2 separate regions of the Homo sapiens genome follow, and region 2 is linked to region 1. The links are chromatin loops, found by intact Hi-C in ENCODE. Cell type or tissue: gastrocnemius medialis. All regions are shown on one strand. Each heading gives the region's core, and the rest is flanking DNA. Links, peaks and the distances in the headings are about the cores only.

The links. Peaks named below come from ENCODE experiments on the same cell type or tissue, not always from the same donor. Only the 100,000 strongest peaks of a DNase experiment are listed, where the experiment ranks them.
Region 2: a loop joins it to region 1, with 4 times the contacts of the local background. A loop is called at or near these places in 38 of 110 quality-filtered maps.

The regions. Positions count from the first base shown.
Region 1 is chr11:567,093-579,879 of GRCh38, forward strand. PHRF1 (PHD and ring finger domains 1) reads left to right here and starts at 9,378. Exons shown (of 18, transcript NM_001286581.2): 1 at 9,378-9,500. It overlaps LOC124902805 (translation initiation factor IF-2-like), which reads left to right and starts at 4,502. Exons shown (of 4, transcript XM_047428004.1): 1 at 4,502-4,552; 2 at 7,646-7,673; 3 at 8,125-8,759; 4 at 9,331-9,504. The coding sequence starts at 4,502. The coding sequence ends at 9,504. It overlaps LOC143666 (a long non-coding RNA gene), which reads right to left and starts at 8,793. Exons shown (of 1, transcript NR_026967.1): 1 at 6,716-8,793. MIR210HG (MIR210 host gene) reads right to left here and starts at 1,365. Exons shown (of 2, transcript NR_038262.1): 1 at 1,260-1,365; 2 at 1-761. It also overlaps MIR210. RefSeq lists an enhancer at 2,297-3,047. In gastrocnemius medialis, for the core only: no CTCF peak of the experiment used is centred there; a DNase peak (open chromatin) is centred at 9,069; H3K4me3 peaks cover 2,174 bases; H3K27ac peaks cover 1,655 bases.
Region 2 is chr11:627,846-639,600 of GRCh38, forward strand. It overlaps DRD4 (dopamine receptor D4), which reads left to right and starts at 9,424. Exons shown (of 4, transcript NM_000797.4): 1 at 9,424-9,744; 2 at 11,588-11,700. The coding sequence starts at 9,460. RefSeq lists enhancers at 7,706-8,241, 8,242-8,775, 9,311-9,844, 9,845-10,379, 10,380-10,913 and 2 more. In gastrocnemius medialis, for the core only: a CTCF peak has its summit at 1,574; DNase peaks (open chromatin) are centred at 866 and 1,476; H3K4me3 peaks cover 699 bases; H3K27ac peaks cover 2,427 bases.

The sequences.
Region 1 (12,787 bases), core at 7,640-10,139:
GAAAGGCTGGGCTCCCTGAAAACATCCAGTTCCACAGCAGGGCGGGCCCAAGCCCAGCCAATCCCCAGGCAATGCAGGGCAGGGATCCCACCTGGTGTAAGTACGGGCAGAGGGCAGAGCCAGGCTGTATCGAGGGGCGGCGCTGGGACCCTCCTCGCCCAGAGTTCCTACTCATCCCCAGCACAGAAGTGCTCTGTAGGGCCAGCTGAGGACACCCCGGTTCACTGAGGGTGGCCCACAGTAAGTCGCCGTCTGGCAGTAAGTTAGCTCTGCAGGTGTGGACCCCAAGACCACACACAGCCTTTCTCAGGTGCAGGTCCTGCCAAGCCTCACTTCGCAGTGGTGACAGGCAACCCCGTCAGGGCAGGGAGCTTCCAAAGGCCAGTCCGAGTCCATGCCAGGCGTCCACTAAATCTGCCTCTCCCTCTCCAGCGAGCAGGTGCAGCCCTCAACTCCTGCAGGCCTGGGGAGCGGAGACAGGGCCTGTAGGCTCGGACACGACCCGGTCCTGATTTTAACAGTAGACTTGAGAAGGCAGGCTCAGCAGACAGGCTGCTGGAGGATCCACCCGCTGTCTCCCGCAGCGGCCCCACTGAAGCGGCAGAAACACACAGAAGCACCAAATCTGTCACTCTCTTCCCGTAGGAAGTCCCCAGAGGTGGCCCTCCGGAGGATGGTCCTGTTGGCTGAAGATATGACCACACCTGTGCCTGCCCAGGGCCACCTTCAGCTTGGCAACAGGAACTCCGCACACTGGTACCCTGGACACACAAGGAAAAGAAAGTTCCCTCCAAGAGGGTATCTGGCCCAGCCTCAGCCCCACCAAGCGGAGGGCAGCAAAGCCCCCGAATGATTTCGCTTACCCCCACCCGCCGTCCCTGCTGGCCAGACAGGCACACCCCGTCCATAGGGCACCCCCTCCCCACGGTATCCAGCTGCCCTCGCGTCCCCGTGTGGCCGCTCGCCTGCCCGCCAGACCCGGACACGGGGCCAGGAGGGTCGCGCTGCCCAGGCACAGATCAGCCGCTGTCACACGCACAGTGGGTCTGGGGCAGCGCAGTGTGCGGTGGGCAGGGGCTGCCCTGCGCCTGGAGGCACTGCCGGGTGGGCGGGCGGAGGGATTGACCCCACCCCCGTCCCCTCCAACTTGGGCGTCCGAGCCCCGCCGCGCCTGCCCAGCCCGACCCCCCGCAGCCCCCGCGGGAGGGCGGCCTCTGAGGGGCGCCCCGCCCGCCAACCTGGGATCCCTCGCGCGTCACCTGCGACCCCGGCGCGGGGCCGTCGCCGGCTCTCGGCCCAACTTCAGCTGCGGCCGCTGGCACCCTCTCGCCCCCCGGCCCGACCCGACCGGCCCCGGGCCCCGCGGCTCCACGCCCAGCCCCGTATGCAAATGACCTGGTCCCTCAGCCAATGGCCGGCCTAGCCGGGCCCGCCCTACCGCAACGCAGCCAGTGGGCGCGAGGGGGGTTCGCGACGCCCCGCCCACCGCCGCGCGGCCCTTCGCGGGCGAGGCCGGCGCGTTCTTTTCTGCACGTCTGCCCGGGGAGGGGCGGCACCTGCCGGGCGGGGCCTGCGGGGCGCCAGCTGCGAGGGCGCGGCGGGGCCAGGGCGCGTCCCCCGGCCGGGCGGATGGTACGGCCCGAGGTGGTCCTCCTCCCGCCGCGCGGTGGTATGGCCCGGGCTCGCGGGGCTTCCGGGCTGGGCGTGGGGCGCAGCCTGGCGACGGGTCCTCCGCCCGCGGGTGTGCGTGGGGCGGCAGGGCCGGCCGGGAGCTGCCCCTCTTCCCGCGGCGCGGTGGTACGACCCGGCCGCCTCCGTGCCCCGCACCCGCGTCCCGCGGGCCCGCCCCCCCCAACCCGCTGGGCGCCCGGCGCACGTATCCCGGGCCGTGACCCGGGTGGGGCCTGCGCGGGCCCGGACACGGCGTCCTCGGGACGCACGCACCACCCCCCGGGCGGCTTGGGGTCCCCAAAGGACGCCCGGGTCCGTCCTGCTGGCGAAGAGGGGGCTCTGGCTCTGCCTGGTTTGCCTGGCGACCCCCACGGGGCGCCCTTGGGGGCTCTGGGTCCCTCCTGCGCGCTCTGTCTCCGCGGAAGCCTCTGGAGCCTGGAGGGGGTGCCTCAAGGGCTCAGGGGTCTTCGCAGCCCTGTGCCGGTCTTTGAGGGGACGAGGCGAGAGAATCCTGTCTGTGCGCTGAAAACGTGTAAAATCAAAGGAGCCTTGACGGTTTGACCTTCGTTAGGACTCGCAGGGCCAGCTTCAGACGTGGAAGTATCGGACTCCGGGGTGGGGCTCCAAAGTGGCAGCCAAAGGAGATTTGGCCGCCGGCCCCCCTTGGCACTGTCACCCTGGTCCTCGGCCCCGGGCCGTCTCCCCTCAGCTCCCTGGCCCTAAACTCACCGCCCTGCTCTTTGTCCTCCCCTGGCCCCATGACCTCCCTGCCTCGGCATCCGCGCAGGCCTGGGCCGCAGCCTGCCCCCTGCCCCAGCCCCGGCGGCAAAGTGCTGGGGCCCCAGGGAGCTTCCGAACCAGCCCATGTCCTCAGGGGCTTGAAGGCTGGGGACAAAAATTCAGATGCAGAGTCTGGGGTGACTCAGACATGATCAGCAAGACATGACCGAGGTCTTGCTGACCCCTTGACCCTTGGCCCCCGATAGAACCGAGTGGCTCCTTGCACCTGTGGCTGCCTGTGGATGGGGAAGGTGCCCAGAGGATCACGGAGCCACTCGGTTCTATTGGGGGTCAGGGGTCAGCAAGACCTCGATCCTGTGGGTCGTGAAGGAGCCTCTAAGAGTCAGTGGGGTCCCTGAGAAGGCCCACGTCTTCATGGCAGGGCAGAGGCTCCTAGGGCAGTCAGACTAGGGGACAAGAAGGGGCAAGAGGACAGGGCAGCTCTGTGTTCCTGTCGTGCCCTGCTGACGTGAACCCACTTCTGCCCCCAGTCCTGCCAATTTCACAGGCACCTTTTCTCAGCATCTGTAGTGAGTGGGATGGTCCCTCCGCCAAAAAGAAGATATATCCACATCCTAATACCCAGGCTTCCTAAATGTGCCCTCATCGGGAGAAAGCATCTTTGCAGATGTCATTAAGGGAAACATCTTGAAACGAGATCATCCTGGACTTTCTGGGTGGGCCCTAAATCCAATGATCAGTGTCCTTATAAAAGACAGGGAAAACAGGCCGGGTGTGGTGGCTCAAGCCTGTAATCCCAGCACTCTGGGAGGCCGAGGTGGGCAGATCACCTGAGGCCAGGAGTTTGAGGCCAGCCTGGCCAACATAGTGAAACCCCATCTCTACTAAAAATACAAAAAAATCAGCCGGGCATGGTAGTGTGAGCTTGTAATCCCAGCTACTTGGGAGGCTGAGGCAGGAGAATCGCTTGAACCTGGGAGGTTGGCAGTGAGCTGAGATCACGCCACTGCACTCCAGCATGGGCAACAGAGTACGACTCTGTCTCAAACAGACAAACAAAAAACACAAAAAAAGAGAGAAGGCCGGGCGCGGTGGCTCATGCCTGTAATCCCAGCACTTTGGGAGGCCGAGGAGGGTGGATCACCTGAGATCAGGAGTTCGAGACCAGCCTGATCAACATGGAGAAACCCCGTCTCTACTAAAAATACAAAATTAGCCGGGCGTGGTGATGCATGCCCGTAATCCCAGCTACTCGGGAGGCTGAGACAGGAGAATCACTTGAACCTGGGAGGTGGAGGTTGAGGTGAGCCGAGATCGCGCCATTGCACTCCAGCCTGGGCAACAGAGCAAGACTCCGTCACAAAAAAAAAAAAAAAAAAAAGGCTGGGCGCGGTGGCTCACGCCTGTAATCCCAGCACTTTGGGAGGCCGAGGCAGGCGGATCACGAGGTCAGGAGATCGAGACCATCCTGGCTAACACAGCGAAACCCTGTCTCTACTAAAAATACAAAAAATTAGCCGGGCGAGGTGGCGGGCGCCTGTAGTCCCAGCTGCTCGGGAGGCTGAGGCAGGAGAATGGCGTGAACCCGGTGGGCGGAGCCTGCAGTGAGCAGAGATTGCACCACTGCACTCCAGTCTGGGCGACAGAGCAAAACTCTGTCTCAAAAAAAAAGGAGAGAAAGAGAAAAGAGACACAGACACAGAGGGAGGCCATAGGAAGCCATAGCCAAGGAACGCCTGGAGATGAAGCTGGGAGAAGAAGGACCTCCCCAGATCCTCAACAAGGAGGGTGGCCCTGCCAGCCTGGATCTCTGACTGCTGGCTTCCAGACTGAGAGAATGCCTTTCTGTTGTCTAAGGGCTCTGGTTTGTGGCCGTTTGATATGACAGCCCTGGGACACACAGACACCTGCCTTCCCTAGGTAGAGAATGCAGCCCTGCCTGTTCCCTCCCCCAGCTCTGAGAGTTTTGACTCCTTTGTTCTCTCCCCACCCACCTCCTCCAGCCACCCCTGCCCCTGCCTCCCCCAGGCATCCACCTGGCTCTGGGGCTCCCTGCTGCTGGGAGTGGGATGGGTCTCAGCAGGGGGCGATGACTGGGCTCATTGCCCACCAAGCCCTGTATGTGCACACGGACCTGATGGTGGGGTGGGGGGCAGGGGTGGGAAGGGGCTGGGCTAGGCCCTCCGGGATAAGCTGGCCTGGCGGGACAGAAGCAAGGGAGCTCCCAGCCCAGCTCCATCCTCCCGTGCACACCAGGAGCATGCACACCATGCTTGCGTCTGCAAGGGGCAGGGGCAGCACACGGCAGTGTCGACCAGGAATCTGGCCGGAGCCTCAGAGTACAGGTCTGTGTGAGGCTGTGTGGGCAGGATGCACATGTGTGCACACTGACACTAGCAGGTGATGGGGGTTGGGGGGTGACCCGTCAGTGTACGGGGGAGGTGACAGTACTGATGAGGGGGTTGTATACAGGAGGTGTCTGCCTGCTGGTGTGTGAGGCATCTATCCACGTGCGAGCAGGTAAGGAGTCATTTTATGTCAGGTGTGTGGGTAGCGGTGGGGGTGGGAGTCAGGAGGTATTGGTATGTGCCCCTGCTCTCATGCTCTCAAGTACCACCTATGCACAGTTTGGGCCTAGTTTGGCTCTGGGCAGCTGCCTGGAGATACTTCTCACACCTGAGCCTGAGTGCTGTCTGACATACCTGGGTTGGTTGTGCACTGACCAAGGATTATGCTCACTGAGGACGTCCTTCATGTCTCCATGTGGATGTCTGTGTTTATTTATTTTTTATTTTTTTGAGACGGAGTCTCGCTGTCGCCCAGGTTGGAGTGCAGTGGCGTGATCTCGGCACTGCAGGCTCCGCCCCCTGGGGGTTCACGCCATTCTCCTGCCTCAGCCTCCCGAGTAGCTGGGACTACAGGCGCCCGCCACCTCGCCCGGCTAATTTTTTGTATTTTTTTTTTTTAGTAGAGACAGTTAGCCAAGATGGTCTCGATCTCCTGACCTCGTGATCCGCCCGCCTCGGCCTCCCAAAGTGCTGGGATTACAGGCGTGAGCCACCGCACCTGGCGTTTATTTATTCATTTATTTATTTTTGAGACAGAGTCTCACTCTGTTGCCCAGGCTGGAGTGCAGTGGCGCGATCTTGGCTCACTGCAGCATCTGCCTCCCAGGTTCACGCCATTCTCCTGCCTCAGCCTCCCGAGTAGCTGGGACTACAGGCACGCGTAACCATGCCCAGGTAACTTTTGTAGTTTTAGTAGAGATGGGGTTTCACCGTGTTGGCCAGGTTGGTCTCCAACTCCTGACCTCAGGTAACCCTCCTGCCTCAGCCGAAAGTGCTGGATTACAGGTGTGAGCCACCATGCCCGGCTTTATTGTTTTTGAGACATGGTCTCACTCTGTCACCCAGGCTGCAGTGCAGTGGTGCCATCGCGGTTCACTGCAGCCTCAACCTCCTGGTCTCAAGCAATCCTCCCACCTCAGCCTCCCGAGTAGCTGGGACTACAGGTGTGCACTACCATGTCAGGCTAATTTTTTAAATTTTTTTGTAGAAAGGAAATCTCACCATGTTGCCCAGGTTGGAACTCCTGGGCTCAAGTGATCCTCCCGCTGTGGCCTGCCAAAGTGCTGGGATAACAGGGCAAGTGCCACCGTGCCTGGCCTGGGTGCATGTGTTTATTATGACAATTACCAGCAGCCCCCCAGGCATCCCGTCCTCCTTCCCAGGAGCCTCGGCGTGTCTGTGGATGCCCCTGCATCTAGTGTCCAGCAGGCAGGCACGTGGCACATGTAAAGGTAGGGGAGGTGCCTGGTGCAGGGCAGAGGGCGGTCCCGCAGCCCGCTGGCTGATCACACTGGACCCCACCTGAGGCGTACCTATCTCGTCCTCACAGTGACCTAAGAGGTAGGCCTGAGCACCCACATTCCTGTTTCACAGCCAAGGACACAGAGGCACACAGAGGTTGAGAAACAGACTGAAGTGCGTGAGTTCAGGTGGCTGGCCTGGGTGACTGCAGTGACACCCAGCCCCTCTGGCCCACCGAGAATAGATTGCTCCAGAGTCCTCCTCAGTCGTCGGCACCATCCACTCCTCCTTCCTGCAGGGGCATTTTCAGAACCCATAAGTGCCTGTTATTTCTCCCATTGCAAACAGAAAACTGTGGGCGAAAGATTACCTAGGTGCCGAAGCAAGAGACTGAAGGCACAAACTGTTTCAGTATAATAAAGAAAATAGAATAAGAATAGTCCTAATACGAATTAGATACAGAGATGATCATGGAAAATTATCAATCATTATTATAAATATTAGTCATTAGCTTTTAATATTACTCTTTGTGGCATTACTAATACAACCTAGGAATAACCGGCGGGTATAGGGTCAGGTGCTGAAGGGACGTTGTGAGAAGTGACCTAGAAGGCAAGAGGTGAGCCCTCTGTCACGCCAACATAAGGGCCGCTTGAGGGCTCCTTGGTCAAGCGGTAACGCCAGTGCCTGGGAAGGCACCCGTTACTTAGCCGACCGTGAAAGGGAGTCTCCTTTCCTTGGAGGAGTCAGGGAACACTCTGCTCCACCAGCTTCTTGTGGGAGGCTGGATATTCTCCAGGCCTGGCCTGCAGTCATCCGGAGGCCTAACCCCCTCCCTGTGGTGCTTGAATGATCACACTCCTTATCCACTTTCATGCTCCTCCCGTACTCCTGGCTCCTCTTTGAAGTTCGTAGTAGATAGCGGTAGAAGAAATAGTGAAAGTCTTAAAGTCTTTGATCGTTCTTCTAAGTGCAGAGAAGAAAATGCTGACATATGCTGCCTTCTCTCTTTGCTTCGGCTGCCTAAGAGGGAAGGGCCCCCTGTCCTATGATCACGTGACTTGCTTCACTTTATCACTTAGAAGATTCACCCTCCTTACCCTGCCCCCTTGTCTTGTATGCAATAAATATCAGCGCACCTAGGCGCTCAGGGCCACTACCGGTCTCCACGTCTTGATGGTAGTGGTCCCCCGGGGCCCAGCTGCTCTTTATCTCGTGTCTTTATTACAATCTCTGGTCTCTGCACACGGGGAGGACACCTGCTAAGCCCCCGTAGGGCTGGACCCTACAGAAAACCACACCCCTCTCTTGCCCTGCTCCTTAGTTACCTCCACCTTTACCTTCCCCTTTGCAGCAAATTGACCTGAAAGAGAAGTTGGTGTTCACAGCCCCTGCGTGCTCTCTGCTCACTCTCCAAACTCCAGCCCCTGGCCCCAGCGCCGCTGGCCCTCGGTGAGTCGCAGTGGCCCACCCTGCTGCACCCAGGCTCCCTCCCCCGCCTGTGTGTGCACGCCCTCTCTGGCTTCCAGAAGCCCCTCTCCTGGTTTGTCCTCCGGCCCCCACCCCTAGCACCCCCTGTGCCCCTTCCTAGTCTCCTTTGCAGATTCCAAACCTCTTCAAGTTGGAGTCCCAGAGTTCAGGCACTGGTCCCCAGTCACACCCCACATGCGATTCCCACATAGTTCTCTTCATCCAGTGCAGCCTCTGCCCACTGCATCTCCTCTGACACGTCCCATTCCCCCAAGGGCGCTAGATAAAGGGGCACCTGCGGACACACACGCTGAGGCTCCTGGGAAGGAGGACCGACCGCCTGTGTTCAGCTTAGAGCCCCCGACCTCCATCTGTCGCTGCTCCTCGGGGGCTGCTGGTAGTTGTCATAATAAACACAGACACCCACGATGAGACGTGAACACGCTCCTCAGTGAGCATTCTTGGGCAGTGCACAACCTCCCCAGCCATGCCAGCCCGCGCTCAGGCCTCCCCCGTCTTCCCCGTCTCTCCGGCGTCGGTTCTCAAGCTCGTCCTTCCCCGCCTCATTTCTCCAAAAGTCCGCAGCAAATCCTGGCAACTCCGCCTTCAGCATCTACCGGGAGCCGGCACTTCCCACACCTGCGCAGACCCACCCGGGCCCCAGCCCAGGCAGCCCCTGCACGGGGAGCCCGCGGGTCTCTGGCGCCCGCTCGGGACGCCTCCCCAGCGCTCCCCGCAGAGCGGCCAGGGGGTCTCGCGAGTCCGCGCCAGCTCGGGATCCCCGGAGCCTCCCCTGGTGCGCTGCAGCCACGCAGGCCTGCGTCCCGAGGCCCACACGGCTTCTGCGCGGCATCCTCAGGACGACCTGGAGCCAAATCCACACGGGACGGCACAGCAGCGTCCTGCCGAGCCCGCCTCGTCCGCCAGCGCGCACGATTCACCGCGCCTGCTGCGGGACGGGCGGACGCGGGGCTGGGCTGGAATAGCCGGCTCACGGAGGGCTCCGGCAGTGTTTGTTCAGAGGAGCGCGGCGCTGGTAGCAGGCGACGCCAGGACTCTTCTCCCCAGGTGCTCCCGCCGCGCGCGGGGCTAGGGAGGAGCTGCGGGCGGGGTTGCGGCGTGGGGGCGGGGCTGCGAGGGTGGGGGCGGGGCTGCGGAGCAGCGGGCGTGAGGCGGGGCTGCGAGGGAGGGGGCGGGGCCGTGGGCGGCCGTCCCGAGGCAGGGCGGGGCTGCAGACGTGGGGGCGGAGCTGCGGGCGCGAGGCGGGGCGGGGCTGCGGGGGTGGGGGCGGGGCTACGTGCGTGGGGGCGGGGTGGGGCTGCGGGCCCGAGGAGGGACGGGGCTGCGGGCGTGGGGGCGGAGCTGACGTACAGGAAGCAGCTCCCATTCGCTCTGGGCGGTGGGCGGAGATCCGGGCGGTACCAGCTGTCCCGGCCGCGGGGGGGACGGCCTGGACCAGCCCATGGTCGCGGGTTAAACAGTACGAGCTCTTCCAGGATATTGGTCTCCCCGGGCGGCAGTCCTGCATTAAAGAGTGTTTCCAAGGTGGAAGGGAGGCCGTTTGAACGCCTCGAGACCCCCGGCTGCAAGGAGTGGCACCTTCCTCACTTCAGTCATTTCTTTCCCGCTCTGGTCTCAGTGGTTCCAGTCAGCGAGCAGGACAGAGGAGCCCGGAAGAGGCGCCGTGCACTTCCGGGTCGAAGAGCGCACGGCGGCGGCAGAGGCGGCGGCGGCCGGGCCTAGGAGCGACTCTCGGTCGTGCAGCGGCGGCGAGCGCTCGCGAGCGGCTGCGGGACGCGAGGTTTCCGGGTAAGTGCGGCGGCCGCGCCGGCCCTGGGGGCCCTGCTCCTCCGGGCCGCGGGCCGCCTGTGGGCGCCACGCGCTTTGTCTGCGGCCTGCACCGCGGGGCGAGGCCTGCGCCGCGCTGGCCGCGGGCCGGGAGGGCGGGCGGGCGCGCGCGCGCTGGGAGGCCCCGCCGAGACTGGGAGGCCCCGCCGAGACTGGGAGGCCCCGCCGAGACTGGGAGGCCCCGCCGAGACTGGGAGGCCCCGCCGAGACTGGGAGGCCCCGCCGAGACTGGGAGGCCCCGCCGAGACTGGGAGGCCCCGCCGAGACTGGGAGGCCCCGCCGAGACTGGGAGGCCCGTGGCCTGCGGGCGGACGTCCTGGGCTTGCGAGGACGCGGCGAGAGCCCACTCGCCTCGCTCTGTGGCACCCACGCCCATGCCCCCTGCGAGTCCGCCCTGCCGCGTTTGGGAGAGAGCTGTGACTTCGTTGCCTTGTGTCCGGCCCCTGTGCATGGTTGCCGTCGTGGGCTTCTGGCCTTGTCTGCATGTCCACAGGCCTGTGTGGCTGGCGGTTTTCCTATTCCTTAACTCTTGCAGTCCTCACAAGAGCCTCTCAGGTGTAGGTATTGTTCCCGTTTTACAGAGGAGGGGATTGGAGCCCAGAAAGGCTAAGTAACTGGCCAGCGCCGGCAGCCGGGGATCCGCGCCAGCCCCGACTCCTACCATGCTCCTTTTGACGGGGCTTGTGTTGCCCCTTCTTCGGAGTTTATGTGCTTTACTTGTTTCGACAACAGCAGAACAGCAGTCAGCTGGGTGAACCACGTTCTGGCCAGTGGTCAATGGACAGGCTCTGAGGCCGAGCTGAGGTTTGACTTCGGGTTTGGCATAGTTGATCTCTCTCCTGGACCATCCGGTTTTCTTTCTTATTGGAAGAATGTTAAGTCAGAGTGCTAGTGGATGGATGGCACCTCAGCATCATGGCCATGACAAGCCTGGCCTTGGCCCTCAGCAGGGCTGTGTTTATCTCAGGCCCGCGGAGACCTTTGTGCGTGCCTGACTTTTTGACTTCCATTGCAGTTGACAATTTTGAGTTCTCCTAGCTGATACAGCAGATGGTGAATACAAGAATAAAAGTCGGCCTGAGTTGAGGTGTTGGACTTGGCTGCAGGCTTGTTCAGTGCCTGGGATGGGCACTCAGGTGCCGAGACTGGCGTGGAACGGGGTTGCAGGCACCCCGGACACCAGAGGCCCTTTTCATTCCTTAGTAACAGTTGGGACTGCCAATGCATTGGTTCCCCTGAATTTGAAAAGAGAGAGAAATAGCCTTTCCAGTTTTTTGTTTTCCTCTTTAATCCCCCAAATCTGGAGGCTAAGCAGGAGAGTCACAGTGGTTCCTCCACCCCAGAGCTCTGCTAGCCCAGCCAAAGGTGGCCAGCAGCTGGGAAGGGCTGTGGTCTTTTCTGCAGAAATGGCTTCCTGGCCTGTGGCCTGGGACATGGCAGAGGTGGGTATGGGGAAGGGAAGATTTGTTGGAGTTGGGGCTGCTGGTGCAACCAGGAGGTCCTAAGCTAGGGGCTCCCATTAACCCAGCATCCTAACTACAGGTCCTGGTGGTCCCAAACAGGTCTTGTGCCTGGTGCTTGTGCCAGAGGGTACCTGCGGAGGCTTCCTGGGTTATTTTGTGTTCTCTGGCAAAATAGCCCCTGGTTACTTTTGTGTGATATCGAGGAAGGATGTTGTTCAGCCTCACGTAACCTGAACGTTCCTGCTGCTGTGGTGGAGGAGTGTAAGAGGCCCGTGGAGTCTTCCCTCACCAGCTGTGGTAAAGTTCAAAGGCCTCAGGACTTAGCCCCACAGGTGCATGGACTCGCAAAGTTCAGCCTCATTCCTGAGCTGGTATTTCTGGCCAGCTCCTATGTGCCAAACCCCACACGGCCTCACTGATCTCTTCTGGCAGCCCTGGGGCAAGCCCTGCCATTGCCTGTCGCCCCACCTAACCCTTGGAGGTGGTCCCCAATCTCAGTGCATCAAGGGAGAGGCCAGGAGCTGTTTGTTCACATACTATGGCTCACTGCAGCCTCGAACTCCTGAGCTGAAGTGATCTTTGCACCTCAGACTCCCGAGCAGCTGGGACTACAGGCGGTTTCCACCACACCTACCTGGTTTTTAACGGTTTTGCCATGTTGCCCAGGCTGGTCTCATAACTTGCAGGCTCAAGTGATCTGCCTGCCTCAGCCTCCCAAAGTGCTGGGATTACAAGCATGAGCCACCACGCCCGGCTGATTCACATTTTTTTTTTTGAGACTGAGTCTCACTCTGTCGCCCAGTGGCATGTAGTGGCGCGATCTCAGCTCACTGCAACCTCCGCCTGCCAGGTTCAAGCAATTCTCCTCCGGAGTAGCTGGGACTACAGGTGCACGCCGCCATGCCCGGCTCATTTTTTCTATTTTAGTAGAGATGGGGTTTCACTGTGTTGCCTAGGCTGGTCTTGAACTACGGAGCTCAGGCCGTCTGCCCACCTTGGTCTCCCAAAGTGCTAGGATGACAGGCGTGAGCCACTGCACCTGGCTACCAATTCACATTTTTTACTTTCTATGTGAAATTCATCATCAAATGAGGATTTGCACTCGGGACAGTTGGACCCTGGGACTCCCCCAGCCCTGCTCCTCCCCCCAGCCCTGCTCCTCCCCCCAGCCCTGCTCTGTTATCTCTTAGGTGGTCTCTTTGAAGTGTTCCTTGGTAGATTCATGTGAGAGAGTCTGCCTCCCTCTTTCAGATATGTTTCTCCAGGGCAGGGACTGCATTCGCCTTGTGCTGCACAAAGTAGGAGCAGGGTAGGTGTTGGAGCAGGCGTCCTGGAAGATGTGGGGTCTGTTGTCAGGGTGGTCACAGCTATTGCCAGGGAGTTAAGGTCCTCTTATCTGAGAGCTGTGGTCACTGCTAGGTCTCAGTGCATGCTGTGGGAGAGGGGTCACCCTCCTGGATGGGCCGTGGCCCTCGTGTGTCTCTCAGAGCCAGTGTCTCTAGGATTCAGGTGCGGGACGAGCAGGGCGTCTCTGCGGAGTTGCTGGGTCCACCAAGCACCAGGGGTGCAGACTGCCTTGAGCGGGGATCATGACCAGGTGTTTTCACCTTAGGGTGGCAGGTAGAAGAAAGGTTAATTACTAATTTGGCAAAACTACTTCTACAATCGCTGTTTCCAGGCAGTAGTAAGATTTGGCAGTTGACAGTTGGATGGAGTTGACATTCTTCACTGTTTTATAAGGCATCATCTTAGAATCTAGGGTTTTGCACTGTCTTGTCAGATGGG
Region 2 (11,755 bases), core at 48-2,547, 53 kb after region 1:
CTCCCGTCCTCCCAAAATCCGTTCTCAGACTCTTCCGTCCTCCAAAAATCCATTCTCAGACTCTTCCGTCCTCCCAAAATCCGTTCTCAGACTCTCCCGTCCTCTCAAAATCTGTTCACAGACGCTCCCGTCCTCCCAAAATCCGTTCACAGACGCTCCCGTCCTCCCAAAATCCGTTCACAGACGCTCCCGTCCTCCCAAAATCCGTTCTCAGACTCTCCTGTCCTCCCAGAATGAAGCTCTGTCCCCATCAAACGCCCCCTCCCCTCCTCAGCCCCGGCGCCCCGTCCACTTTCTGTCTGTGGATTCAGCGCTTCCAGGGACTGCGCGCAGGGGGAGCCTCACGGGATTTGTCCTTTGGAGACCGGCTGGATTCTCAGCGCAGCATCCTCCGCCTTCGCCGCCGCGGCCTGGCCTGTGTGGGAATCTCCTTCCCTTTTGTGGGGAACTGTGTCCCGCTGTGTGCAGGGACCGCATCGACCGCGTCCGCTCATCTGTGGGCATCTTGATGGACACCTGGGCTGCCTCCCCTTTGGGGCGACGGCGAGTAACGCTGCTGTGAACGTGGGTGTGCAAACGGCGCTTCCCGATCCCGTTTTCAAGCGTTCTTGGTGTATAGTTATGAGGGAATTGCTGGGTGACAGAGTAATTATGTGTTAAATATTCTGAGGAAACGCCAAACTGTCTTCCCAGCAGCGCAGCAGGGACACGGTTCTTGTCCTCGCCAACACTTGCTACTTTGTGGCTTTTTGTTTGTCGCGTACTAACGATGCCGGTGGGTGCGACGTGGTGTCTCGCTGCGGTTTTGATTGGCATCTCCCTAATGGCCAGCGATGTGGAGCATGTTCTCAAGTGTCTGTGAGCCATTTATACATCATGGAGTGGACGGAGAAATGGCCGTCAAGCCCTTTGATGTTCTGCTGTGGTTGCGAGTCATGCACTGTATCCGTCTGTTAAATCAGCCACAATATTTTCCCCAGCGTTTGCATCATTTCACAGCCCCGCCAGCAATGTGGGGCTGGCTGGCTGGCTGGCTTGCTGGCTTGCTTGCTTTTCTTTCTTTCTTTCTTTCTTTCTTTCTTTCTTTCTTTCTTTCTTTCTTTCTTTCTTTTTCTTTCTTTCTTTCTTTCTTTCTTTTTTTCTTTTTCTTCCTTTCTTCCTTTCTTCTTCCTTTCTTCCTTTCTTTCCTTCCTTTCTTTCTTTTTCAGAGGGAGTCTCGTTCTGTCACCCAGGCTGGAGTGCCGTGGGGCCATCTCAGCTCACTGCAACCTCCGCCTCCCGGTTTCAAGCAGTTCTTGTGCCTCGGCCCTCCAAGTAGCTGGGATTACAGGTGCCTGCCACTATGACTGGCTAATTTTTATATTTTTAGTAGAGACAGGGTTTCACCATGTTGCCCAGGCTGGTCTGAAACTCCTGACCTCAAGTGATCCACCTGCCTCGGCCTTCCAAAGCACTGGGATTACAGGCGTGAGCCACAGCGCCCGGCCTCACTTTCTCTGCACACTGTCAACATCCCTGCAGTCGCTATTTTTAACCTTCAGCCATTCTCTCTGCGGCAACACCTCCTTGTGGTCTTAGTTGCATTTCCCCAGTGGCGGGTGATTCCGAACCTCTTTCCAGGTGCTTGTTTCCATTTGCATGTTGTCGTGGGTTAAATGTATCTTCACATCTCTTGCCCGTTTTTAAATTGTTCTCTACTGCTGAGTTTTGTTTTTTTTTTTATTGTGGGAAAACATGCATAACATGAAACTTACCATTTTAGCCATTTTAAAGTATGAAGTGATACTTAGTACGGTCACGGAATTATACAACCAGCACCGCTGTTTAGTTCCAGAACTTTTTACTCCCCAGATGGAAAATCTCAAATCCATAAAGCATTTACCTCCCCTTCCCCCATCCCTTCAGCTCCTGAGTAACAATGAATTTACTTTCTGTCTCTGTGGATCTGCCTGTTCTGGGTATTTCATACCAATAAAATCCTAAAAGCTGGGCATGGTGGTACATGCCTGTGGTCTCGGCTACTTGAGACGGTGAGGCAGGAGGATGGTTTGAGGCCAGGAGTTCGAGACCAGCCTGGGAAACATAGCAAGACCCTGGTCACTATTTTTATTTATTTATTTATTTTTATTTATTTGTTTTGAGATGGAGTTTCACTCTTGTTGCCCAGACTGGAGTGCAATGGCGCGATCTTGGCCCACTGCAACTTCCGCCTTCTGGGTTCAAGCAATTCTCCTGCCTCAGCCTCTGGAGTTGCTGGGATTACAGCACCACCATGCCCAGCTAATTGTGTACTTTTCATGGAGGCAGGGTTTTGCCATATTGGTCAGGCTGGTCTTGAACTCCTGACCTCAGGTGATCCGCCCGCCTCAGCCTCCCAAAGTGCTGGGATTACACGCAGGAGCCACCGCGCCTGGCCCCAGAATTTCATTCATTTTAATGGAAAAATCACACTGCATTTGGTTCATCCATTCACCTGCTGAGGACGTTTGGTTTATTTCTACCTTGTATATATTGTGTTTGTTTGTCTGCTTGAGACAGAATCTCGTTCTGTTGCCCAGGCTGGAGTGCAGTATATGATCTCCGCTCACTGCAACCTCCGCCTACCAGGTTTAAGTGATTCCCCTGCCTCAGCCTCCTAAGTAGTGGGACTACAGGCATGCACCACCACACCCCCTAATTTTTGTATTTTTAAAAAATATTTATTTATTTATTTACTTTAGAGACGGACTCTCACTCTGTCACCCAGGCTGGAGTGCACTGACCTGATCTCAGCTCACTGCAACCTCCGCCTCCCGGGTTCAAGCTATTCTCCTGCCTCAGCCTCCCAAGTAGCTGGGATTACAGGCACCTGCCACGCCCGGCTAATTTTTGTATTTTTAGTAGAGACGGGGTTTAACCCTGTTGGCCAGGCTGGTCTCCAACTCCAGGTCTCAGGTGATCCACCCGCCTCGGCCTCCCAAAGTGCTAGGGTTACAGGCATGAGCCACTGTGCCCGGCCAGTACTTTGTGTATTTTCAGTGGAGATGGGGTTTCACCATGTTGGCCAGGCTGGTCTTGAACTTCTGGCCTCAAGCAATCTGCCCACCTCGGTCTCCCAAAGTGCTGAGATTACAGGCGTGAGCCACCATGCCCGGCCCCTTTTGTATATTGTGAATAGTGCCGCTGTGAACATTTACATACAAGCTTTTATTTGAACACCTGTCTTCACTTCTTTTGGGTATGTAACATACCCACTGAGTCATATGGCAACTCTACGTGAAACTTGTTGAGGAACTGCTGGACTTCTTCTCACAGTGACCATTTTATATTCCCAAAAGCAGTGAATGTCTCCTCATCCTTAACACTTGGTATTTTTATTTATTTATTTATTTATTTATTTACTACCATGGCCATCCTAATGGATATGGAATGGTATCTTACTGTGGTTTTGATTTGCATTTCCCCAGTGACTAATGAGGTTGAGCATCTTTTCAAGTGCTTTGTGGCCATTTGTGTGTGACATATGTATATTTTTTGTTTGTTTGTTTGTTTTGGGGACGGAGTCTCGCTCTGTCACCCAGACTGGAGTGCAATGGTGCGATCTCGGCTCATTGCAACCTCCACCTCCCAGGTTCAGGCGATTCTCCTGCCTCAGCCTCCTGAGTAGCTGGGACTACAGGTGCCCGCCACCATGCCTGGCTAATTTTTTTGTATTTTTAGTAAAGACGGGGTTTCACCATGTTAGCCAGGATGGTCTCCATCTCCTGACCTCATGATCCGCCCACCTCGGCCTCCCAAAGTGCTGGGATTACAGATGTGAGGCACCGTGCCCAGCCATATTTTTTTTAAGACAGAGTCTCGCACTGTTGCCCAGGCTGGAGTGCAGTGGCGTGTTCTTGGCTCACTGTAACCTCTGCCTCCCGGGATCAAGCGATTGTCCCACCTCCGCCTCCCAAGTAGCTGGGATTATGGGCGCCCGCCAGCATACCCAGCTAATTTTTGTATTTGTAGTAGAGACGGGGTTTCACCATGTTGGCCAGACTGTTCTCGAACTCCTGACCTCAAGGGATCCGCCTGCCTCGGCCTCCCAAAGTGCTGGGATTACAGGCGTGAGCCACTGAACCCGGCCATTTGGGTATCTTCTTTGAAGAAATGTCTATTCAAGTCCTTTACTCATTTTCATTATTTATTTTATTTTGAGACAGGGTCTCACTTTGTTGCCCAGCTTGGAATATGTTGGCTCAATCACAGCTCACTGCGGCCTCAACCTCCTGGACTCAAAGGATCCTCCCACCTCAGATTCCCAAAAAGCTGTGACTATAGGCTCACGCCACCACACCCAGCTAATGTTTGTATTTTTAGTAGAGATGGGGTGTCTTTCTTTTTTTTTTTTTTTTGAGACAGAGTCTTGGTCTGTTGCCCAGGCTGGAGTGCAGTGGCACGATCTTGGCTCACTGCAAGCCCCGCCTCCCAGGGTCACGCCATTCTCCTGCCTCAGCCTCCTGAGTAGCTGGGACTACAGGTGCCCGCCACCACGCCCGGCTAATTTTTTGTAATTTTAGTAGAGACGGGGTTTCACCATGTTAGCCAGGATGGTCTCGATCTCCTGACCTTGAGATCCGCCCGCCTCAGCCTCCCAAAGTGCTGGGATTACAGGCTTGAGCCACCAAGCCTGGCCTGTTGTGGAGGATCTTCTATACATAAGACCATGTCATCTGCAAGTAGAAATAGTTTTCTTTTCCAATTTTGGATACCTTTAATTTCTTTTTCTTGAGTAATGCTCTTGCTAGAATGTCCAGAACAATGTTGAACAGAAGCAGCAGCAGTGGGCATCCTTGTCTCTTTCAAAGGCTTTTTGTTTCTCACCATTGAGTATGATGTTAGCTGTGTTTGTATTTTGTTTGTTTGTTTGAGACAGTCCCCCTCTGTCATTCAGGGTGGAGTGCAGTGGTGCGATCTCGTCTCACTGCAGCCTCCACCTCCTGGATTCACGTAATTCTCGTGTCTCAGCCTCCTGAGTAGCTGGGACTGTAGGCGTGCGCCACCATGCCCAGCTAATTTTAATTTTTGTATTTTTAGTGGAGATGGGATTTCAACATGTTGGGCATCTGGTCTTGAACTCCTGATCTCAAGTGATCCACCCGCCTCGGCCTTCCGAAGTGCTGGGATTACAGGCATGAGTCACGGCGCCCGGCCTGATGAAGTTTGTTTCTATTCCTAGTTTATTGAGTCTTATTATCATGAAAGGGTTTTGAATTTTATGAAATGGTTTTTTCTGCATCAGTTGGGATGATCGCGTGGGTTTTTCTTCATTCTGTTAATGTGGTGTATGACATTGAATTTCGTCTGTTCGTTCACCCTTGCATTCCTGGGATAAATCCCACTGGGTTATGGTACATAATCCTTTTAAAAATGCTGTTTTTCGGCCAGGCACTGGCTCACGCCTGTAACCCCAGCACTTTGGGAGGCCAAAGTGGGCGGATCATGAGGTCAGGAGTTTGAGACCAGTCTGGCCAACAGAGTGAAACCCTGTCTCTACTAAAAATACCAAAATTAGCTGGGCATGGTGGCACGTGCCTGTAGTCCCAGCTGTTCAGGAGGCTGAGGCAGGAGAATAGCGTGAACCCGGGAGGCAGAGGTTGTGGTGAGCCGAGATCACACCACTGCACTCCAGCCTGGGTGACAGAGTGAGACTCCATCTCAAAAAAAAAAAAAAAATGCTGCTTTTCTGGCAGGCAGCACTTTAAAAGGGACTGTGTTTGCTCATATTTTTTCGAGAACTTTTGCATCTATATTCATAAAGGATACTCATTTGGAATTTTCTTTTTGTGATATCATTACTGTTGAGTTTTGAGAATTATTAATCTTTTTTGTATACAAGCCATTTGCTGGATATATGATTGCTAATTTTTAAAAAAAATTTGTTTCTTTTTTAATTTTAATTTATTATTTATTTATTTATTTATTTATTTATTTATTTATTTTGAGACGGAGTCTCGCTCTGTCGCCCACGCTGGAGTGCAGTGGTGCGATCTTGGCTCACTGCAAGCTCTGCCTCCCGGGTTCACGCCATTCCCTTGCCTCAGCCTCCCGAGTAGCTGGGACTACAGGTGCCCGCCACCACGCCTGGCTAATTTTTTGTATTTTTAGTAGAGACAGGGTTTCACTGTGTTAGCCAGGATGGTCTCGATTTCCTGACTTCGTGATCTGCCTGCCTCGGCCTCCCAAAGTGCTGGGATTACAGGCATGAGCCACCTCGCCCAGCCTATTTATTTATTTTTTGACACAGAGTCTTGCTCTGTTTCCCAGGCCAGAGTGCAATGACGTGATCTCCGCTCACCGCAACCTCTGCCTCCTGGGTTCAAGTGATTCTCCTTCCTCAGCCTGCCAAGCAGCTGGGATTACAGGTGCACACCACCACGCCCGGCTTTTTTTTTTTGAGACGGAGTCTTGCTCTGTCACCCAGGCTGGAGCGCAGTGGCACAATCTTGGCTCACTGCAATCTCCGCCTCCCGGGTTCATGCCATTCTCCTGCCTCAGCCTCCTCAGTAGCTGGGATTACAGGTGCCCGCCACCACGCCCGGCTGATTTTTTTGTATTTTTTAGTAGAGACAGGGTTTCACCGTGTTAGCCAGGATGGTCTCGATCTCCTGACCCTGTGATCTGCCTGCCTCGGCCTCCCAAAGTGCTGGGATTACAGGCGTGAGTCACCACGCCTGGCCAATTATTTGTATTTTTAGTAGAGATGGGGTTTCACTATGTTGGCCAGGCTGGTCTTGAACTCCTGACCTGGTGATCCACCTGCCTCGGCCTCCCAACGTGCTGGGATTACAGGTGTGAGCCACTGCGCCTGGCGTAGACAACCCAATTTTTAACAAAAGCAAAGATTTTTAACAGGCACATTCCAGAAGAGGGCATGCTGACAGTTAACAGGCACATGGGAAAAGTGGTCAAACATGAGTAGCCATCAGGAAAATCAACGACGTCCTACTACACTAAAATGGAAGAAACATTGCCAGACGTGGCCATTTGCAAATGTCGTTTCCTGGTCTGTGTCTTTTGATTCTCCTGACAGCATATTTGAGTTAATTTTTTAATGTGTAAGGTATGAGTGGAGGTCCTCATTAAAAATTGTTTAGGCTGGCTGTATGGCTCATGCCTGTAATCACAGCACTTTGAGAGGCTGAAGTGGGAGGATCATTTGAGCCCAGGAGTTTGAGACCGGCTGGGCTAACATGGCGAGACCCCGTCTCTACAAAAAATAAGAAAATTAGCTGGGTGTGGCACCACGCATCTGTAGTCTCAGTTGTACAGGAGGCTGAGGCCAGAGGATCACTTGAGCCCAGGAGATTGAGGCTGCAGTGAGCCATGATTGCAGTAAGATGTGATCACATCCAGTTACATTTGATTTTCAGATAAACAACAGAAGTTTAGTGGAGGCTGGGGGCAGTGGCTCACAGCTGTAATCCCAGCACTTTAGGAAGCTGAGGCAGGTGGATCACCTGAGGTCAGGAGTTCGAGACCAGCCTGGCCAATATGATGAAACCGTGTCTCTACTAAAAATACAAAAAAATTAGCCGGGCGTGGTGGCGGGCGCCTATAATCCCAGCTACTCAGAAGGCTGAGGCAGGAGAATCGCTTGAACCCGGGAGACGGAGGTTGCAGTGAGCCAAGATTGTGCTGCTGCACTCCAGCCTGGGTGATAAGAGTGAAACTCCATCTCAAAAAAAAAAAAAAAAAAAAAACAAATTGGGGTTGTCTGTCTTTTCTCATTGTTTCCATTGTTTCTGGATCTGTGTGTCAGAGATGTGTGCTGCACACATCCTTTCTCCGCCTAGCTTGGTTTTCACTCTTGGTGGTCGCAGACATCTTGGGGGCTACTTGAAGGAACTCTAAGCCGACCAGAGGCTGGGCTGGACTCGCCGTTTGGCGCCCAGCCGGAGACCCCAGGGCCACCCTCCCCGGTTCCATCCTGGGAGAGAAGAAACTTCCACTGTCCCAGTCTCTCCTGTGGTGACTTCTTTTGCTCAAGGGTTCACAAGGGCAGCAGACTGATCTGCACAAGAGGGACTGAGCCTGGCTGCGGCCGCACCTGATGCCTGTGCACACCTGTCCCTGGTGGTCTCTCCTGTGGTGACTTCTTTTGCTCAAGGGTTCACAAGGGCAGCAGACTGATCTGCACAAGAGGGACTGAGCCTGGCTGCGGCCGCACCTGATGCCTGTGCACACCTGTCCCTGGTGCAGGCCCTTCCCCCGCAGCCCCGTGACCTTGTCCTGTGAGGCTCACGGTGCCTGCTCCTTCTCAGAGTCCTCATTTCTCCCTTTAACGCACGCCCTGTCAGCGCCTCCGTCTAGCCCGTGTCCTCCAGACCTTCGAGGTCAGGGGCCTCAATTCCTGGCACAGCCCCTCCACTCCAGGCCTCCCAGAAACAGACTAGAGCATCAGGATGTGCGCCGCCTGGGGTCCCACAGAGTGGTGCCCCCTTTTAGTGTCTTCTAGGCCCCTTAGTGACAGACTACAGAAAATACCTCTCAGGTCACAGGTCACCCCTCTTTGGTGAAGAGTCCATAGAATTCTCTGCTGCGCTTTGCAAGCACTTTCTCTTCTGCACGTTTGGAACCTACCCCGGCCTGTCGTGTCTTTCTCCTGGCCTCCTCGCGAGCCGAACCTACTGTCCGGTCCCGGGACCCCCTGCCCAGGGTCAGAGGGGCGCCTACCTAGCTCACGGTCTTGGGCCGGAGGGAATGGAGGAGGGAGCGGGGTCGACCGCTCAGCTGTCCGCCCAGTTTCGGAGGCGGCCACGCGAGGATCAACTGTGCAACGGGTGGGGCCGCGGCTGACCGTGGTGGTCGCGGGGGCTGAGGGCCAGAGGCTGCGGGGGGGGGGCGGCGGGATGAGCTAGGCGTCGGCGGTTGAGTCGGGCGCGGAGTCGGGGGCAGGGGGAGCGGGCGTGGAGGGTGCGCACGAGGTCGAGGCGAGTCCGCGGGGGAGGCGGGCAGAGCCTGAGCTCAGGTCTTTCTGCGTCTGGCGGAACGGGCCTGGGAGGGAGGTTTTGCCAGATACCAGGTGGACTAGGGTGAGCGCCCGAGGGCCGGGACGCACGCACGGGCCGGGTAGGATGGCGCTGGCGTCGATGCCCGCGCGCTTCAGGGCCTGGTCTGGCCGCCCCTCCATCCTTGTCGGTTTCTCGGGTCGCGGACCCCGCGCGGCGCCGGGCGATGCTGGCCTGCCCGTGGCCACCACCTCGCTTCATTCCCGTCTCTTTGGGCCGCCGCATTCGTCCACGTGCCCGTCTCTCCCTGCGCAAAATTCCAAGATGAGCAAATACTGGGCTCACGGTGGAGCGCCGCGGGGGCCCCCCTGAGCCGGGGCGGGTCGGGGGCGGGACCAGGGTCCGGCCGGGGCGTGCCCGAGGGGAGGGACTCCCCGGCTTGCGACCCGGCGTTGTCCGCGGTGCTCAGCGCCCGCCCGGGCGCGCCATGGGGAACCGCAGCACCGCGGACGCGGACGGGCTGCTGGCTGGGCGCGGGCCGGCCGCGGGGGCATCTGCGGGGGCATCTGCGGGGCTGGCTGGGCAGGGCGCGGCGGCGCTGGTGGGGGGCGTGCTGCTCATCGGCGCGGTGCTCGCGGGGAACTCGCTCGTGTGCGTGAGCGTGGCCACCGAGCGCGCCCTGCAGACGCCCACCAACTCCTTCATCGTGAGCCTGGCGGCCGCCGACCTCCTCCTCGCTCTCCTGGTGCTGCCGCTCTTCGTCTACTCCGAGGTGAGCCGCGTCCGGCCGCACGAGCATCCTCACCTGCTCCTCGGTTCCCCGTCCCTGTCCCTACGGAGGACCCGGCGCGACCCGGCCCCTTTCTGGTGCGGAGCTTCCAGCTGGGGCGGCGGCAGGGGCGCTGCGCCTTGTCCCTCGGCGATACACCCACCGCCGCCACCTCGCGACCTTCCACCCGCTGCGCTGTCTGTCCCCCGACCCTCGTTCCTCTTCTCCTTCCCCGTCTGTCTTGGCGTCTGTTATCCAGGAGATGCCCGTCCTTCTATCCAGGGACCCCGGAAACAGGCGACTTTGTCAAGCCCAGTCCCCTCCGTAGCTGGATTTCACCTCCAGGGCAGCCAGCTGGACAGACAGGCAGATGCAGGCTCAGCCCCCTGGCTGCCGTGGGACACACACACACACACACTGCCACAGCCACTGCCCACCACACACACCTAGTGCAGATGCTGGCACACCCCCAGAAGGAGGCTCACAGCTCGCAGGGGAGACCTGGGCTGGACAAAACCCAGGGGAGGGGAGGGTGTGTGGGGACCAGGCCCCTGCTGAGAACCCTGGGGGGAAGCCTGAGGGGGAATTGGGGGATGGAGCCCACACTCCACACCAGGTCTGGCCCTCGAGTGGGTCGGCCTTGGTGCCAGCCCCTCTGCGGCCAGAGAAAAGCAGCTTAGGGCTGAGCTGGAGACGCGGTGTCCCCGACTGTGGGGGAGGGGGACTCGAGGTTTCCCCTTGATGGACACAGTGAATCCAGGCGGCTGGGGCAGAGACCAGCAGCACGGGACACGCGTGACCTGTGCTCCTTTCGAGCCGCAGACGTCACAGTGACGACGTTTAAGCTCCTAATCTCCCCAAATCGGCGGGAAGGATTAGAGGGGCTGCCTGCTCCTTTGCCCTTGGAGAGAGTCACTCCACGTGGAGTCCTACGCTGGGCACTGGGCACGGTCTTCATATTTTTAATTATAATTTATCTTCAAGACAATTATGATGTGGATACTATCATCACCCTTGTCTTACAGATGAAGAAACAGAAATGAATTAACGTGCCCGAGTCTCCCACAGAGAACTTAGCCAACAGAGCAGCCAGCTTCGCTTCTAGGCCCAGCGGGGACCCTGCCTACCCCAGGCTGGGGAGGGGCTCCCTTTGAGCCCGATGATATCAGGCCCGCCCCCAGGGAATTCCCCAGGCCGTTCTCATGTTTGTAACAAAAGGGAGACCAAGGCCAGAAGCCGTGATTCACGCCTGTAATCCCAGGACTTTGGGAGGCAAAGGCAGGAGGATAGTTTGAGACCAGCCTGGGAAACATACCAGGCCTGGTCTCTACAAAAAATTTTAAAATATCAGCCGGGGGTGGTGGCTGCGGCTGTTGTCCCAGCTATTCGGGGGAGCTGAGGCGGCAGAATCGCTTAAACCTGGGAGGCGGAGGTTGCAGTGAGTTGAGATCTCACCACTGCACTCCAGCCTGGGCAACAAGAGCGAAACTCCGTCTCAAAAAACAAAAAGAAAAACAAATCAGCCGGGGGTGGTGGCGCGCGGCTGTAATCCCAGCTACTCTGGAGACTGAGGTGGGAGGATCGCTTGAGCTCAGGAATTCCAGGCTACAGTGAGCCATGATGGAGCCACAGCACTCCAGCCGCGGTGACACAGCGAGACCCTAACTCAAAACAAAGGGAGATCTGCGTGGGGAAGGGGTGTTTCCCTGCCCGGTCCTCTGGCCTCTGGCTCACAGCCGGGCCCCCTTCTCCGTATTCAGCCCTGGAACTACCCATAAGAGTGGGGGCGGGTCACAAGGGCCCGCGGTGGCTGGGAAACCTCAGGGCCTGTGGTGTCGCCGCGCAGGTCCAGGGTGGCGCGTGGCTGCTGAGCCCCCGCCTGTGCGACGCCCTCATGGCCATGGACGTCATGCTGTGCACCGCCTCCATCTTCAACCTGTGCGCCATCAGCGTGGACAGGTGCGCCGCCCTCCCCGCCCGCGCCCCGGCGCCCCCGCGCCCCGCCCGCCGCCCT